2 separate regions of the Homo sapiens genome follow, and region 2 is linked to region 1. The links are chromatin loops, found by intact Hi-C in ENCODE. Cell type or tissue: gastrocnemius medialis. All regions are shown on one strand.

Region 1 (8,000 bases):
CTTTAACCTGGTAGAGATGAGCTTTGGTGCGATGGTGAATGTTGGTTTCCATTGACATTGACTTGAGTTGACTCAGGAGTCAATGAAGAACATTTTGGATCAATTTGGATGATTATCCACAAGCAGTAATCCTACAGTGTTCACTGTTTTCCAGAACTTTTAAAACAATAGAAAGGGTTATTCAGGGATAAAGCATTTTTCCTTTTTCAAATGCTTTCAGAGTTTGGCTCACCTTATTTGGGTGAGGCATATAAGTATGGTTAGTGTGGGTATTGAGGCTACCAAACAGTTGTAGATGTTTCTTTAAGACCAATCTTACCAGTCTTATTCCCCATCTTTCTTTCTCCTACCTCCTGAACTGGGACTCAAAATGACTGGGCAAAACATTGCGTGGCCTTGGGCAAATTGTTTGATTTTGCTGAATCTCAACTTACTCACCTGGAAAACACCTTTTCTACCCAGCTCTTGGAACTGTTATGAGAATGAATGGGAAAGTGCATAAAAATTGGAAATACTAGATACAAGCAAAGATTATGTTTTCTCCTGGTTTGGGGCTAGGTTTTTGTATACAATAAGTGTTTCCATCAGAAGCAATTGACACCAATGCAGAGCCATCAATAGGAGGAGAATTTGCATTTGGACAACTCCTTGAAGGATGAAGAAAGAGGCTTCAGGAGGCAGAGCAGCCTTATGGGCAGAGAGCTGAGTGGAAGAATCAAGTCAGTCTGTTGTGGAGGAGGCCTTGAATAGGCCACTTTTTCTCCTCAATGCCAACAAGAATCACACCTGTCTTTTTGAGATTGCAAGAGGAAATGGAAGAAAAATTATCTTGACCTTGTCTAAGCAACAGTGTCAAGGGGTGCTATCTCACTCCAAAATACTTTTAATGTTAACTGCCTAGCTCTGTCCCAGATACCGTTTGTCCCTGAAAAACCTCCTCAGGAAGAGCCCCTCGACCTGGGAGCCTGGAAGGAGGTTCTCTTTGAATCTAGGTTGCTTCTGAAGCCATAGCCAAGCACAAGCCAAGATGTGGATAAGGGGACCCTTATCAACATCTAGTCTGATTGACTTCCTCTAGTTGAAAACGCATGGGAAGGGCCTTGAAAGGCATAAGTCATATTTCTGCCTTCTGTGCTTTTAGCTGTTCCCCATTGTATCATCTAGATTGTGAGTCACTGTTAAAAATGACCATAAATCTTTAGAGAAAGCAAGTATTAGGTTGGTGCAAAAGGAATTTCAGTTTTCGCCATGAAAAGAGATGGCAAAACCAGCAATTCCTTTTGCGCCAACCTAATATTACAAAGCAGCTGGGATTACATGAGAGAACACATAGGAATGCAAGGTGTAACACACGTGTTCATTATGTTGATGGTTATCTGGTTAGTCACTAACTTTCTAAATTAATTGAGAAACTTTTTTAAGAACCAGAATAGAGATGGGCGTGACTAAGAGAAAATGTTTAAGACCAAAGAACATCAACCCTCCTTTTAACCCACTAGTTGAGAGCTACACTACTTACCTCCCAAAAATGGCTTTTGTGTCCAGGAGCTCCAGGCCCTGAAGGATGCTGCTTTGCTTAGGAAGAAAGAGTGGCAGACTTCTCATGGGCTGATGTGCCAAGAATGGCTGAGGTTGGGTCTCAGTGGATGGCAGGGCTTGCAGGGAAGGCAGCAGACAAAACCCTGGAAATCTGGCTCAACACAAAAGTTAAGAATGGGTCTTACATGAAATACATTGGGTGTCAGTGTCAAGAATGCCAAGGCCCTAATTTTTACATTATCGTCTCCTAAAGACAACCATGGGGGCTGGCTTGTCATCTCTGTATGTCAATATTCCATATTTGCCCTTTCCTTTTGAGGATATGGAACCAGTCCTGGTAATTCTCCCCACTTGAGTATGTCCGAGGACGGATACCTCTTCATATACTCAGTCATGGGTGAAGATTACATTCTTGAGTGAAACGCATCCTTGGAGATGCCAAAGAGAAAAACAAAGGTACAATTTTTTGATCTATTCTAGAGACAGGAGAAGGACCCGTTTTCTATATCTGGTCCCAGGATCATCTCTCTTGGGGCATTGGCCATGGAGCCAACACTGGGTTCTGTGGAGCCCGCAACTTTAGCTTCCTAAAAAACTCCTTCAGGACTTGCTGCACAGGGACAGCATCTCAACTTAGATCAGGCTCTGAGTCCATACTAGAATCTGGTCTGGCCTCCTTCAAGGGGATCTCCTGCCCCTGTGAGTTTCCTGAGTCCTGGCCTCAGTTTTCTCCTCTTTTACTGAGCTCTTTCCTGGCCCATCACTTGGGGCTGATCTCTGTGAGTTCAAGATTTGAAAAGTGGTTGCTGTTCTGACTGGTGCCTTTGCTGCCTAAGATTTCATGAAGATGATAGCACTGCAGATGACACAAGGAAGGGTACTTTAGACCTTTTCTGCTCAGATAACTTTGGAGATAAAGGCAACATTAGCAATTATACAAGACAAATTTCAGCTGAAGAAGCCCAGAGAGCTTAAATTACTTGCCCTAGGTCCCTTGGCCACATACAGCAATGCTGGAACTAGTATTCAAACCTTGTGATTCATAGTTGACAACAATCCATGCGTGGTTGGGGTTCTCGAAATGTAGTCCTTGGACCAGCAGCATCATATCATCTGGGAAAGCATTAGAAATGCAAATTATCAAGCCCCATCCAGACCTACTGAGTCAGAAGCTCTGCAATCTCTGCTTTAACCAGCCCTCTAGGGAATTCAAATACTTGCTACGGTTTGAGAAACAGTGTTCTGTGCCGTGCTAAATTAAACCTTTTGTGGGACAGTTCAGTATTTTTCATCATTTGTAGAAGAGTTGAGTGCTTACCAATGATCTCTATCACACTTGATTCTTTTATTCATTTCTACACTTAATCTTGAATGCCCATTCCCATATTAGGCACCATATGGATCAGAAGGACATATTGAACAAAGATCCTTCCTTCAAGGAGCTCATAGGAGTCACAACATAGACCAAGGAGGCTTTGATACTGAGAAGTAAGGCAAAATATGACGGAATTTTGGAATGATGCAGACACCACGGGCGATATGAGTTTGCTAATGCTTTGGCCTATAGAGATGAGGTTGGGAATATCAATAGGAGAAGAGAATTAGCAACCAGGTGGTAGAAATGGGCCTAGTGAGTTGTAGAAAGAATAAGGAGATTGACCAGGTTGGAGGAGAGGCCTTGTGCTCTCTTAGGAGATTTATGAGAAGTTATGAGACTGAATTTCTCCCTAAATTATGAGGACCCCTAAGGTACTTGCCTCAGTGACTGAAGAGAATGGGTGGTTGGCTGTAGATCCACCATTCGGTGATTGATTCTGGAAGCATCTGTCTGGTAGGGAGGGCGAGAAGAACTATTTTCAGACTTTACTCTGGTACAAGCCTCAAGCAATTTGTCATGACTCAGGTGGTTGGGAAACAAGTGTGCTCTCAGGACAGCTTGACATGTCACTCAGCAGCCTCCTGGGGCCAAGCTGTTCTTTTAAAGGAAGAGTTTTGTGTTGACTCTGAACTTGGAAGAATCCAAAAACAGCAAGTGACAACAGAAGGTTGAGTCATGAGTGCATACCGCATCCAGGCCAGGCTTTGCTTCCAAGCACGAAGTAGACCATGGCGTTGGGTTGACGTTTTCACATTGTAACCGTAAATTCTCTGTGACCCATTTCCACTGCCTGTATCATTTTATAGACCTGTATAGTTGCATGGAAATTAAATTGGTATTCATTATAAGGTGCCACCAGATGCCCAAAGGCCTTCTAGATTGTCCAAGAAAAGCATCTATCGAGCATCCAACTCCAGCATATTTTATTATGTTTAAATTTCTGAAACATAAGCACTTGTGATATATGTGACAAATATAGTTATCAGCATTTTTTCTTAATCAGGAAACTTTGTTTTCAACCATGCTGGATAAGAGAGAACTTACTGCAGTTACAACTATGCATTATTTTTGAAATAATCCCAGCTAGCATTGATTTACTGTGGTCACAGGCCCTCTATGTCTGCTTCAAATTCATTCTCTGTGTCATGCCCACAATTATCCTCCTACGAAGGAGGCATTATTGTTGTCTCCACTTACAGGTGAGTAAACTGAATCACAGAGAGGACAAATAATATCTTCGAAGCCATGCAGCAAATAAGCGATGAAGACTGGATCATACATACACATGTGCACACACACACACCATTCAGAATCATGGTGGAAGATGGAATAGTATGTTGGAGAAAGATAAGGATTTCAAGCTAACGTCTGGTAATTGACAGGCTGAGCAAGTTGGGGAAGCCACTTTTAAATCCTAGAATATTGGTTGCCTAATCAATAACACAGAAGCCTTTACTCATAGGTTAATTTTGAGGAATGAATGAGATAATATGTTGAAAAGTTTTGTTCTATAAACTAACCTCCCCAACAGCCATATCCAGAAATCGAATTTTTACTGGGAGGTCATGAACATAGGCTCAACCTCGGAATTTTCTGCTCTGACTTCCTTTTCCCAACTCGAATGGGTTGATTATGTTCCTAACCCATTAGTGCTTAGTTGATGATACGTAATCATCTGTCTGCCCAGGTAACCTGGTAACTCAATTAACCAGCAGTTTGACATGGAACTTTGTGGAGTGCCAGGCATGGTGATGCAGACTTGGACCTGCTCAGGGCTCTGACAGATGGACACCAGCATCCCTGAAAATAAAGATGTCTTGTCTTTGGGTCTGTGTGTTTGGTTACCTAGTTGCTTCTCTGCTCTGTGGAAGTCACATTTTCCTCTGTCTCTTCAACAGTCCCTGCACCCGGTGGGTCAGTGCCCCGGGGACATACCATGGCTTCACATCCTTGTTTTTTCCAGCATCTGGCATCTCAGGAAGCCACTGACTAATTCCCTTGGCCCCATCCCACCCCTACTGCCGTGCACTCATTGGCTTCTAGCTTTTGATGAATTCAGGGAAATAGGGGTTCCCGTGAGCCCATGTTTTTCAAGAGCTCATAGTTTATGCCTGGAATGCAGATTTGCACTCCAGCTTTCTGAAATGAGCAGAACTTCGGAAATACCCTTTAGTGGATCCTGTCTGAACTCTAAATGTCTCCGAGTTTGCTTTAGAGACAGAAGGGAGAATTCTTGAATTAACAATGAAGCTCCAGTGAAATCCTCCTATGGAATTTGAAATGTAGCCATTATGACAAATAGGCTTTTACCTTTTATTGTGGTAAAATATACATGCATAAAATTTACCATTATTGACATTTAGTCCATGCACAATGTTGTGCAACCTTCACCACTGCCTACTTCCACAACATTTTCATCACCCCTAAAGGAAACTCTGTACCCAATAAACAGTCCCTCTCCATTCCTCCCTCCTCCTGGACTCTGGCAACCACTCATCTGCATTTTGTCTTTAGAGATTTGCCTATTCTGGATATTTTCATCTAAGGCAGATCAGTTTGTTCATTGAAAATTTTCAACATGCTAGACATTCACATTGCTTCAAAATCTAAAAGTCTAAAAGGGTTTCCTTTCTTTTACTTCTCCCCCATCGGCCTGGGCTCCCTTCCCACAGATGACTTCTTTGTTTGTGGAGGCATATGTATTCTAGAATATGTGTATCCCAATACAAACAAATATGACACACACTCTTATCTCCCCCTTTTATTACATGAAAGGTAACATCCTATACACAATATTCTGTACCTTGTTTTTCAGCCACCTTACAAAATGTCCTGGAACTTCTGTCCCCATCAGTACACAGAGAGCTTCCTCATTCCTTTTTAAAGCCGCATAGTAGTTGTTTGAATCTAGCATGCTTTATTTAACTAATCCTTTCTTGATGGACATCTAGGTTTGTTTCCAAGTATTTGCCATCACCAGCAAAGCTGCCATGAATTATCTCACACACATGTCATCTTAAAAGTGTCTCGGCAGCACAAATTCCCAGAAGATGAATGACTGGGTCAGAGGGCATGTGGATTTGTAGTTTTGTTAATGATCACTCTGTTTCTTTCTGCAGGGGTTGTGCCAATTCACATGCTCACTGGCGGTACACAAGAGTCCCACAGCCTCCACCAAAGAGTGAGTTACCCAACTCTGCATTTTTCTCCCAATCTCAGTGTAATCGAATTTGAATATCTATTCCTATGTTTAAGAAAGAGGATTTAAAGAGTTCTGGTTTTGTCTCCTAAAAGGAAAAAAAAAATGCATCTGGAACCTCCATGTTACTTGTTTACATTTAAGGATAAATGAAAAATGCAGTAATTTCCCGTAATGTCCACAAAATCAGTGACTTGCCGAAGTCCACACACCTTTCCCTATCTGGAAAGAAGCTTCTGTGGAAGGCCTCTGTTTCCCAGGATACCTCACTTCCCACCGTCCCAGGGACAGGCTGTGAGATCCCACTCCTCCACACTCCCCACTGTTGACTCCCCACAGTCAGCTCCCCTCTGAGTGCCCAGCCTGGGCTCCAGTAGTTTATTTAAAAGCATGACGAGCCCTCTAATTATGGAGATAAAAGCTGCCTGTGATGCAGAGCAGGGCTTGGGTTGAAAGGTCTCTTTTTTGGCTCTTTCCCATCTCATTAGAGTTGCGGGGGTGGCTGGTCACCCCAAGGTTTAATCCTTGGAGGCAGTGTGACAGCAAATGTGGCAAGAATCACAGCTCATTGATTGTTCCATTAAAAATTTCTACAGGTACCTGTAAAAGTGCCTTTCAAGTTGCTTCAGTCTGAAGAATCTTATTGCTCCTAAATTGAGGTCAATTAATCCCCTGAAAATGTGTGGCATTCACAATTTGATGTCATGGCCTCCATGTGAACATCTCTCTCTGCATGGATGGAGGAAGCGAACAGCTCTTCCTTCTTCCTGCCTTTCCCACTTCCCCTAAATCTAAAGAGCAATTCTCTGCCTTTGCGAGCATAGGCTGGTGAGAGCAGGGAGAGCAAGACCACACTGCTCAGCAGCCGTGTTTACCATCTGATCATCATGGAGGGACAACTGAGTGCACAGTGTCCTTCCATCCATCATTGCAAGACCAGGGAAGGAAATTTGGCCCTCGGGCAGGCTGTAGCCCAGGAAAAAGGCTATCCTCAGAAGGCCAGCCGCCTTCTCTAGTTTGCAAACAGCACAGATTTAGAGCTTGCGTTCCTTCTCATCCCAGGAACCACATATGAGCACCTCTCCCTGCCATGGTTCTCACGATGCCTGGATGGTCCTTATTTAAGTATTGAATCAGGAGAGGGCAAGAGGCTTCACCCAAGACGGCTGTGAGGTGGGGATGCTTGAGCTGCCCGCATCTGCTGGTCAATGTGTCACCTCCATCCTCTAACCCAGAGAGCATTTCTCTTCATTTCCTCTGCTTCTTGCTCCCTACATTCAACACTCTGACCTCACTCTGCCATCTCTCAAAAGCTAACCCCAGACTCCTCTTCTCAGTACAGGGCTCTGGTGACCAGGGAGACTGGGATGTGATGAGCAGGGCCTTGGGAGCCAGTTATAGAGAGTTAAGTCCTGGCTTGGTCATTTACAATCCCTGAGTACTTTAACTTTTCTGAAATGTAGTTTCTTCATCTGCAAAATGGGCTAGTAATACCAATGTGCAACAGCAATAGGTGAGGATTGAAGGAGACATTTAGGAAGTCTCTGGCCCCATACAGAGTACTCATGGCAGCTGTGAAAGTGTGCTTCCCGGGTGGAGGATGAGCCCATCTACTGGTCCTTTGGATCCACTAGTGGGTTTGCTTGGAGGTCACACTTACCACAGCTGCTCCCAGGTGGTGACTGGGCCCTACAGGGATGCGAAGACAGGCCCATTCCAGAGAGATGTGGGATTTCTCTGACAGACAGTTGTGGCTCAAGGACTCTCCCTGAGCCTTGCTAGAACTTTCTTGGAGCTGTGCTGCAGTGTCTAGACAAGCTTCCTTCCTTTCCTCCTCCTCCTTCCCTCTGACCTTCACAGGGCCAGACCTGCACCATAGCTTGA
Region 2 (8,000 bases), 460 kb after region 1:
AGTAGATACCATATAAGACAGAACACTACAAATCACTTTGTGTAAACTCACCAAAGAAAGGGTGGGGGGGGGGAGAAAAATCAGCACAGAGTCTGCTCTTAATTAAAACCAGCTGATGATGTACAGCGATTTGTCTGGAGCACCCTGGCTGCGCTGGTTCCCTGACAGCTGAACATTCTTTCCTGCCTGTACTGTTTGAACTATGTCCAATGGTGAAATCGTTAAACCTTTGATAACTGTAGTTTAAATGCGAGAAGGGAGCGGGGGAGCTTTCTGTTTTAAGCAAGAAAGAGAGATGAGTGTTGTATTACACAAATTAACAGTTAAAAAGTTAGTACTTATTAGATCATTTTCACTGGCTTTTGGTAGAATGCCTCTGGACATTTTCAGATTACCTATTGACACTTTTTCACGGCACAAATGTCAAAAATCTCACTTCCTCTCTTCTTCCCTAGGGGATTCTTGCTGTAGTTAGAAGGGAAATAGTATGAACCACCTGGTCTTACTCAAAGAAGCCTTGGGGATAGGTTAATTTCACAGTTGAAAGCTCCATGTGGGGGATACATTTACATATTTACTAATACAGAAAGGGCTACCAAAAGAAAAAAATCATGTGACTTCAGGAGAACTGCTCACAAACACACAAAACACTCTGTTTCATCCTTGAGTTTGACAGATGCTTGATAGGGAACAAAGAATAACCAAGCTGTTCATCTCCAAATACCAAAGTAACTTTAAAATGAATTGCTGTTCACAGTTTCTGGAAGACAAATCGGCATTACGAGGATGTAAATAATAACCTGTCTGTGTGTTCATACACACCCTAAACGTTTAAAAGATATTTTTAGGTATAAAATATTTCAAAAACACAATACCCTTTCTAAAACAGCCATCATGATATATCTGTATTATAGGAAAGTGCAGATATATACAGATAGTACGTAGTTATATTCATAGAAACATAGATGACAGATGGGTAGATAGGTAGATAGATTAATACTTAGTGTTTCAAATTATACTTGGAGCAATTTTTTTTTTTTTGAGACAGAGTCTCATTCCATCACCCAGGCTGAAGTGCAGTGGCACGATCTCAGCTCGTTGCAACTCGTGCCTCAGCCTCCCAAGTAGCTGTAATTATAGGTGCGAGTCACAGCACACTGCCCAAATTTCCTTTTTAAACTTTGGTTTCAGCATAGCCCTGTCTACTACTTGGAGGTGATTTTGGTGTTTGGATATGTTAATACATTTTTGCCAACCATGGTAGCCATGGGGTCTGGCACAATGCTGTAACCCCATTCTTTCAATAGAACGAATGCCCCTTAGGCTGTAAGTGTGGCCCCTGTTTCCTTTGAAGGGCTTTTAGAAATAGACAGAGTGTCTTTTCCCTGGGACTCTGGACTCCTGGGGCAAAGCTTTTTAAGACAGGTGTGAAAATTATCCTGGTTGATTCAGAAATGAGTCATTGTCTCCTGGCTGCTGCTACTGATCTCAAGCTAGCAAAGGTCAAATGAAGTTCTGGTTCACATAAAGACATTCTATGCTGAGTTTTAAGCATCACTGGGGAGTCTTCCAATTCATTTGATTTGGGAGAGCTCAACAACATTGCTGATGTAGTTATCTTTGTCCAGTTAAACTTTTGCCAGACAACCATGGGACTTCTGGCCCACAGGAAGGTAAGGGAAGATAGAAATTAGATTAAAAGACACCCAAGTCCAAACACAATTTCACCAGACAGGTAAATATCTTAATGCCAATTAGTTTTGACAAATATGAGACATATTTGGCTTTGTTCTATCTAGGGGTACTTTTTCATTTAATCAATCTCTCAATTAAAATTCTTTAGCATTGCTTATTTAGAGTCAAATAAATAAATATATCTGTCTGGGTATAATTCATTTAAATTAGAGCACAATGTTTGCTCTATTTGCCTTACATATTGTCATTCAGGAAACATAAGTACTCATGAAATTTTGATTTCTATTAGTTAAACTGTATAAGCATGAAGGAGTTAGTAGGGTGGTAAGCCATGTGGGTTGTCTACACTCAACGCTTTTCTACCTCCACACATCTCCTTGCTCAGAAAGCTCCCCTCCACCAGCGTCCCAAAATATCAGAGAGTAGATGTATCAGCCCCCATGCAGCTGGGCTATGAGTATTGGCTGTGGACTGGGACCTGAAGGCAGGCATCTCGAGCACTTTGGAAAAGGTTTTCTTCTCTAATTACAAAGCCCTGCCTGGAAGGACGTGTCTCCCTTCTCCGGCCAGCTGTTGCTGTGCCTACAAGTGACCTCCGTAACAATTAATTCTATCTTGTGACCTGAGGATTCTGTGCAGAACAAGAGACACAGCACAGATTTTTGATGACATCAACAAGCCATCAAATTGACCCTCTACTCACTTACCTCTGAGCTTCAATTTCTTCATCCTTAAAATGGAAAGAATAAAAGCATTTGCTTTAGGTTTTTTGATTTTTGGGGGATGTGAGAATTAAATAAAATAATGCAAATAAATCCACTTGATATTATGCCAAGGACATAAGACATGCTTGTTTTTAGCTTCTATCATTATTTTTATTACCACTTACAACTACATGATACTATGTTTTCAGAGAAATTGAAATAGTTCCTAAAAGCCTTCATATGTTCAACAAAGATCATAATGTAAGCAGGAGTAAAATATCTGTCAGTCAGTACATTTCTTACATAATCAATGCTTTTCCAGAATAATGTTTTTAAAAAACATTTTGAGGAGTAATTCTGAGAGAGACACCTGGATAGCTTATGAAACTGTTTAGTTCTCTCACATAGGATCTGCCAAATTGCTGACTTCTGCAAAAAACATTAAGAATTTAAAATTATGAATATGGAATAATAGTTTTTAAATGATAGACAAATATTTCCATATTTTATCAGCTCCTGGATTATACTGCAGTTTCACACCTGCACTATTTTAATAGGCTACCTTGTGGCCCAATGGTTTTAATATGTATTCAACCCTAAATAATCACTCATTAATCTTATATGACAACCAGATAGTAATATTTATTAATGTGCTATTGTCAATAGCAGACTTTATGCTACTTATAGTATCTGCATTTTTCCCCATAGTAAAGTTTCCTACACCCTAAACAGCTCATCTCAAAACAATGACAACCAGATATTCTTAACTTCATGAAAAATTTTATGAAATACATGTTTGTACCAAAAAGCAGTTTTAAATCCTCTCTTGAAAATAATTGGCAGAAAATTACTTAATGGAATATCATAATTTATTTTATAAATATAAATAAATGTGAGCTTGCCTAGATCACTTTGGCTTAAATACAAATATATCCATTGTTTTTAAAAAGTGTCTGTTGTAATTATTAAACCTGCTAAGGAGAGGGCAAGATACCTGTAGACTGTTAACACATCTGATGATGAAGCCAATGATAAGGATTTTAGGGGTAAAATACGACTTCAGTTTGGTTGAGTGGTTTGTTTTCTCTTTGAGCATTATACCTCCTCCCTGAAGCCCCTTCAGATCATTTTTCTAGGTCTTAGGCACCTGAGGTGGGATTAAGTACTCTCTTCACTTCCCATACAGGCTTCCAAATCATTATCCTCTATGCCCTCTAAATATCATTGCTCCACTGAGGTTAATTCTCTACATATCATCTTTTCCACTTGTTTCAATTGTCTGCTGTCTTCCAAGCCAATCCTATACATTTATCAAAAAATCTAGCCTCTGAGACAAAGTTTTCTCTCCACCCAAATTCCACTGATCCACCATAATCTCCAGTGACTTTGGAGTTCAGATGGATGACCCCTCTAATGTCTTCCTTTGTCCATCTTAACTTCCACATCTCCAGTGGCCTTCATCTCTGCTCCATTTCAGGTACTTCCTCTTAAGGTTAAATCCTGGAATTTTTCCATCCTTGAATTCTCAAATACAAATGTTCCACTTTCTGATAAAAAATTTTCATTCATTGGGTTTTACTGTTACTCCTAAAACTATGTGGTTTTTAGATTTACCAGGTCCCTTGGTACCTAATGTTCTTTCAGAATCAGCCTCTCCTGGCCTCTTTTCCTCCCCTGGATCCCATCATTAAAATAACGAGGACCCTCAATTTCCTTGCCCTCCATCATTCTGTAACACCCCCTCAACAAAACTACAAAATTGGATCAATGTTTCAAGCCACATTCTTAGTTCCTATAACAAAGTGGTTGGATACTGTTAGAAAAAATATATTATTTGATATATCAGATAGGTTCCCAATATCTCCCATAAATTTATTTACTTCCTATTCAGGGACTCATTTTCCAATACCCTTCAATGTCTATGAAAAAGCTCCATCAGTCTTCTCAAGAACTCTATCTCATACAAGCTCATTAATTTTGGCAGACAAACTTGCCACTTTAATAAAATATTAAAGTAAACAGACAGTGTCTTCCCCAACTTTGTTGCAAGTGTTATCTATTTTAATATATGTATAAATCCTGAACATCTGTAATTCCCATTTCAGTCCATAAGGCATCTCTTTTTTTTGTTGAAGTCTCCAAGTTATGCCTTTGCATCTCTTTCCTTCTCCTCAAGTCTTTTTCATTCATCATCCCTACTCTGTCCCATATCTTCAATCTCTCCAATATTCCAATCTCAGCTAGAACCTGCACTTCGGACTACTAATACATCCAGGTTTTCCCAATTTAAACATTCCTTCCTGCATTGAACTTTCCAGGTGGTTAGTTTTGGTGAACTAACCACCAACTTGTTCTACATATTCCCATCTGTATTAGTCCATTTTCACACTGCTATAAAGAAATACCTGAGATTGGGTAATTTCTAAAGGAAAGAGGTTTAATTGACTCACAGTTCCGCATGGCTGGGGAGGCCTCAGGAAACTTACAATCATAGCGGAAGGCAAAGAGGAAGGAAGGCACATCTTACATGGCAGCAGGAGAGAGAGAGAGACAGAGACAGAGAGAGAGAGAGTGTGTGTGCGAAAGGTGACATACCACTTTTCAACCATCAGACCTCATGAGAACTCACTGACTACCGTGAGAACAGCATGGGGAAAATTGCCCCCATGATCCAATCACCTCATGCTAGCTCCTTCAATTGATACCTGGGGATAAGAATTCAAGATAGGATTTGGGTGGGGATGCAGAGTCAAACCATATCACCATCTTACCTACAGGTCTTCAAAACAGCAATATATATTTCCTATATGCACTTTACTTTTTTCTCATTTCTTCCTTGGTCCTTTGCAATCTGACTTTCATCATAGTACCCAATTATAATAGTTTTCTCAGTAGGAAATCAATAATATTTTTACTGAAGATTCTAATAAAAAGTTCATTTTTTAATTTCCATGTCTCTTGGTGTCCTAGCCTCTTTTGAAAAGAGACTGGACAGACACGCCCCAAGCCAGATGGAAGTCCCGGTATGGCAAACTAAAGAGCTTGGACTTTTCCAGCCAAATTTTGAAGAGATCTTGAAAGTTTATTCTCATGAAGCTTTTTACCTTTTTTGCTTCTGTGATTTTGCGCTCTCATGGCTCTCCTTTCACCCTTCCTAGCTCTTTCTCAGACACATTTTCTCCTGCTCATCAGTGAAATGTTTTTGCTCAGAAGTCTATCCTCAGCTTGCTATCTTCTCACCCCACCTGGTTATTTCCTGGGTGATGCTGTCCACGCCCATGCTTTCCAATGCCTGGTATAGGGCATAGATTCCAATGTGGACAACTTTCATGCTGGCCTCCACCACAGCACGCTTCAGATGCACATATCCAGCTGTTTATTGCACACCATACAACCCACAGGTATTTCATACTTTCTCTGTACTACACAGAACTCAAAATCTTTCCTACAAATTTCTGTCTTCCTATCTGTTCCCTATCAATTCACTCATATAATTTAGAGAAATGGAACTTGCAGGCATCATTGTGCCTTTGCCCTTAACCAGTCACACTACAACTTCTTTTTACTTTATTCCAAGTTATTTCTTGATTTTTCCTATCTCCACCTCCTCTCCACCTCTCATGCATTTCTACTCTGGCTTCTGCAGGCCCCTAGTCATTTCTTGCCTTGATTAAGTGCAAGAGCCTCTAATCATTCTTTCCACCATCAACAGTGTTCTCCTGAAAGCCATTCCCTGGAGTCACCAGAATTATCTGGTACCAAATCAAACCAAAACATGGCACGTCCCTTGAATGAACCCTTCAGTGGCTGCTATCACCTCCAAAGCAAAGCCCAAGTGCCTTAGCAAGAACTTTGGTCACCTCCCCAGGAAATACTCTCACTCCTCCTGACTCATGCATGCTGTCAATATGGAACTCCTAAAGTTCTCAAGGATGCCCTGCCTGGAAGGCTTCCAAACCCACTTTGTCACAGTTCTCCTTGAAGGGTCTGTGATTCAGCTCAGGGACTATCTCTTTCTGATTCCTCTTATGACACCTTAGGCTAGCCTAAGCCCTCTCCCTTCTATATGAATAAAACCTTATACCTGCACCTATTATTTCATTTACTTTATAATGCATGCATTTTTGTGTAATATACATATATATATGTATATGCACATATATGTATTTATGTATATCTATATACCTCTATCTAATCTATCATCTATCTCTCTAGTCATTGCACTTGCTTTACAATGATTCACATGAGTTTGTCTAACCCTACTCATCTACGGACAACTTAAATCCAGTAATGAACTTGTTCAGTCACCTATGAATCTCCAGTGACTACTGTGGTACATGGACTAAACAAAGTCTGTATTCTATCAATACTTTTGGAAGGAAATTATGAAGAAATACAGTTCCATCTCTCCCACAAACAGATCAGAATGTACGGAATAATAACTGGCTTGCATAATTTGGATATCTGTCCCCTCTAAGCCTCATGTTGAAATTTGATCCCTGTTGTTAGATGTGGGGTCTAGTAGGAGGTGTTTGGGTTATGGAGGTGGGTCCCTCATGAATGGCTTGGTGCTGTCCTTGCAGTAGTGAGTGAGTGTTCACTCTATTTGTTCCCTCAAGAGTTCACCCCCTAGCCGGTTGTTAAAAGACCTTGGCACCTCCCTCCCCTCTCTCTTGCTTCTTCTCTCACCATGTGACTTGCACAAGCCTGCTCCTCTTCACCTTCCCCAGTGAGTGGAAGATTCCTGAAGCTCTTATCAGAAGTAGATGTTGGTGTCATGCTTCTTGTACAGCCTGCAGAACTGTAAAACAAATAAACCTCTTTTCCTTATAAATTATGCAGCCTCCGTAAGTATTCGAGGAGAGCTTTCTATGTGCTCAGCGCTCTTCCAGCTGCTAGAGATACAGCAGAAAACAAGATACGAGAAGTCCAACTTAGCAGAGATCACATTCCAGGGTGCCAAGTATCCTGACAACATAAAAGTCAGCACATAAATGAACAAAAGGACTTCTGACAGGGCTAAGTCATTCAATTAATTTTAGAAATATTTATTGAACTCCTGTGTAAGGGTCAGATACTCTTCTGGGTCCAGAGCGTAGAGAAAGTAACAAAACAAATATCCCTTCCAACATGGAACATACAGATGAAATTCAAAAGGGGCTGGACAATGGTAGAGAGTGACTTGGTATAGGAGCTACATTCAATAGTACGGCCAGCTAGGGCTTCTTTAGGAGACACTGTTTGTGTTCAAGTTTGAATGATAAAATCAGCAAAGCACAGAGCTGGGATTGAGAGGGTGGAATATTCCAAGATAGGGAAAGATGATGAGCTTGGTGTACACTGTACAGTAAATATAGCAGTCCTGAGACTGCTAGCCTGATGAACACCTACTTGCAAGGTTGGTCCCTGGTTCACATCTGAAAATTGGGATTTCAGTAATGTTTCCACCACTAGAGAGTGGCTTAATTAATTGATAAGCTTTAACTAATTGATAAAGTTGGTTTACCATACCTGAAGTGTTTATAAACACAATGGGACTTATGCTGAACACCTGCTTTTCTTGGAGAGTCTGGAATGTTGGTGTGTGTTAGGGGAAGAGTG

Evidence for each region. A loop is a pair of places that touch in the nucleus more often than their neighbours do. Peaks named below come from ENCODE experiments on the same cell type or tissue, not always from the same donor. Only the 100,000 strongest peaks of a DNase experiment are listed, where the experiment ranks them.
Region 2: it touches region 1 in a loop (4-fold over the local background); 4 of 110 quality-filtered maps call a loop at or near these places.

The regions. Positions count from the first base shown.
Region 1 is chr21:34,731,390-34,739,389 of GRCh38, forward strand. It overlaps LINC00160 (long intergenic non-protein coding RNA 160), which reads right to left and starts at 5,793. Exons shown (of 6, transcript NR_024351.2): 1 at 5,721-5,793; 2 at 3,297-3,367; 3 at 2,572-2,652; 4 at 1,520-1,690. LOC107985515 (a long non-coding RNA gene) reads left to right here. Exons shown (of 3, transcript XR_001755016.1): 2 at 6,037-6,098. In gastrocnemius medialis, no CTCF peak of the experiment used is centred here; a DNase peak (open chromatin) is centred at 3,502; H3K27ac peaks cover 3,933 bases.
Region 2 is chr21:35,189,132-35,197,131 of GRCh38, forward strand. No RefSeq gene overlaps it. Among named protein-coding and RNA genes, the nearest start is that of RUNX1, 140 kb to the left of the region's middle. In gastrocnemius medialis, no CTCF peak of the experiment used is centred here; no DNase peak of the experiment used is centred here; H3K4me3 peaks cover 387 bases; H3K27ac peaks cover 2,528 bases.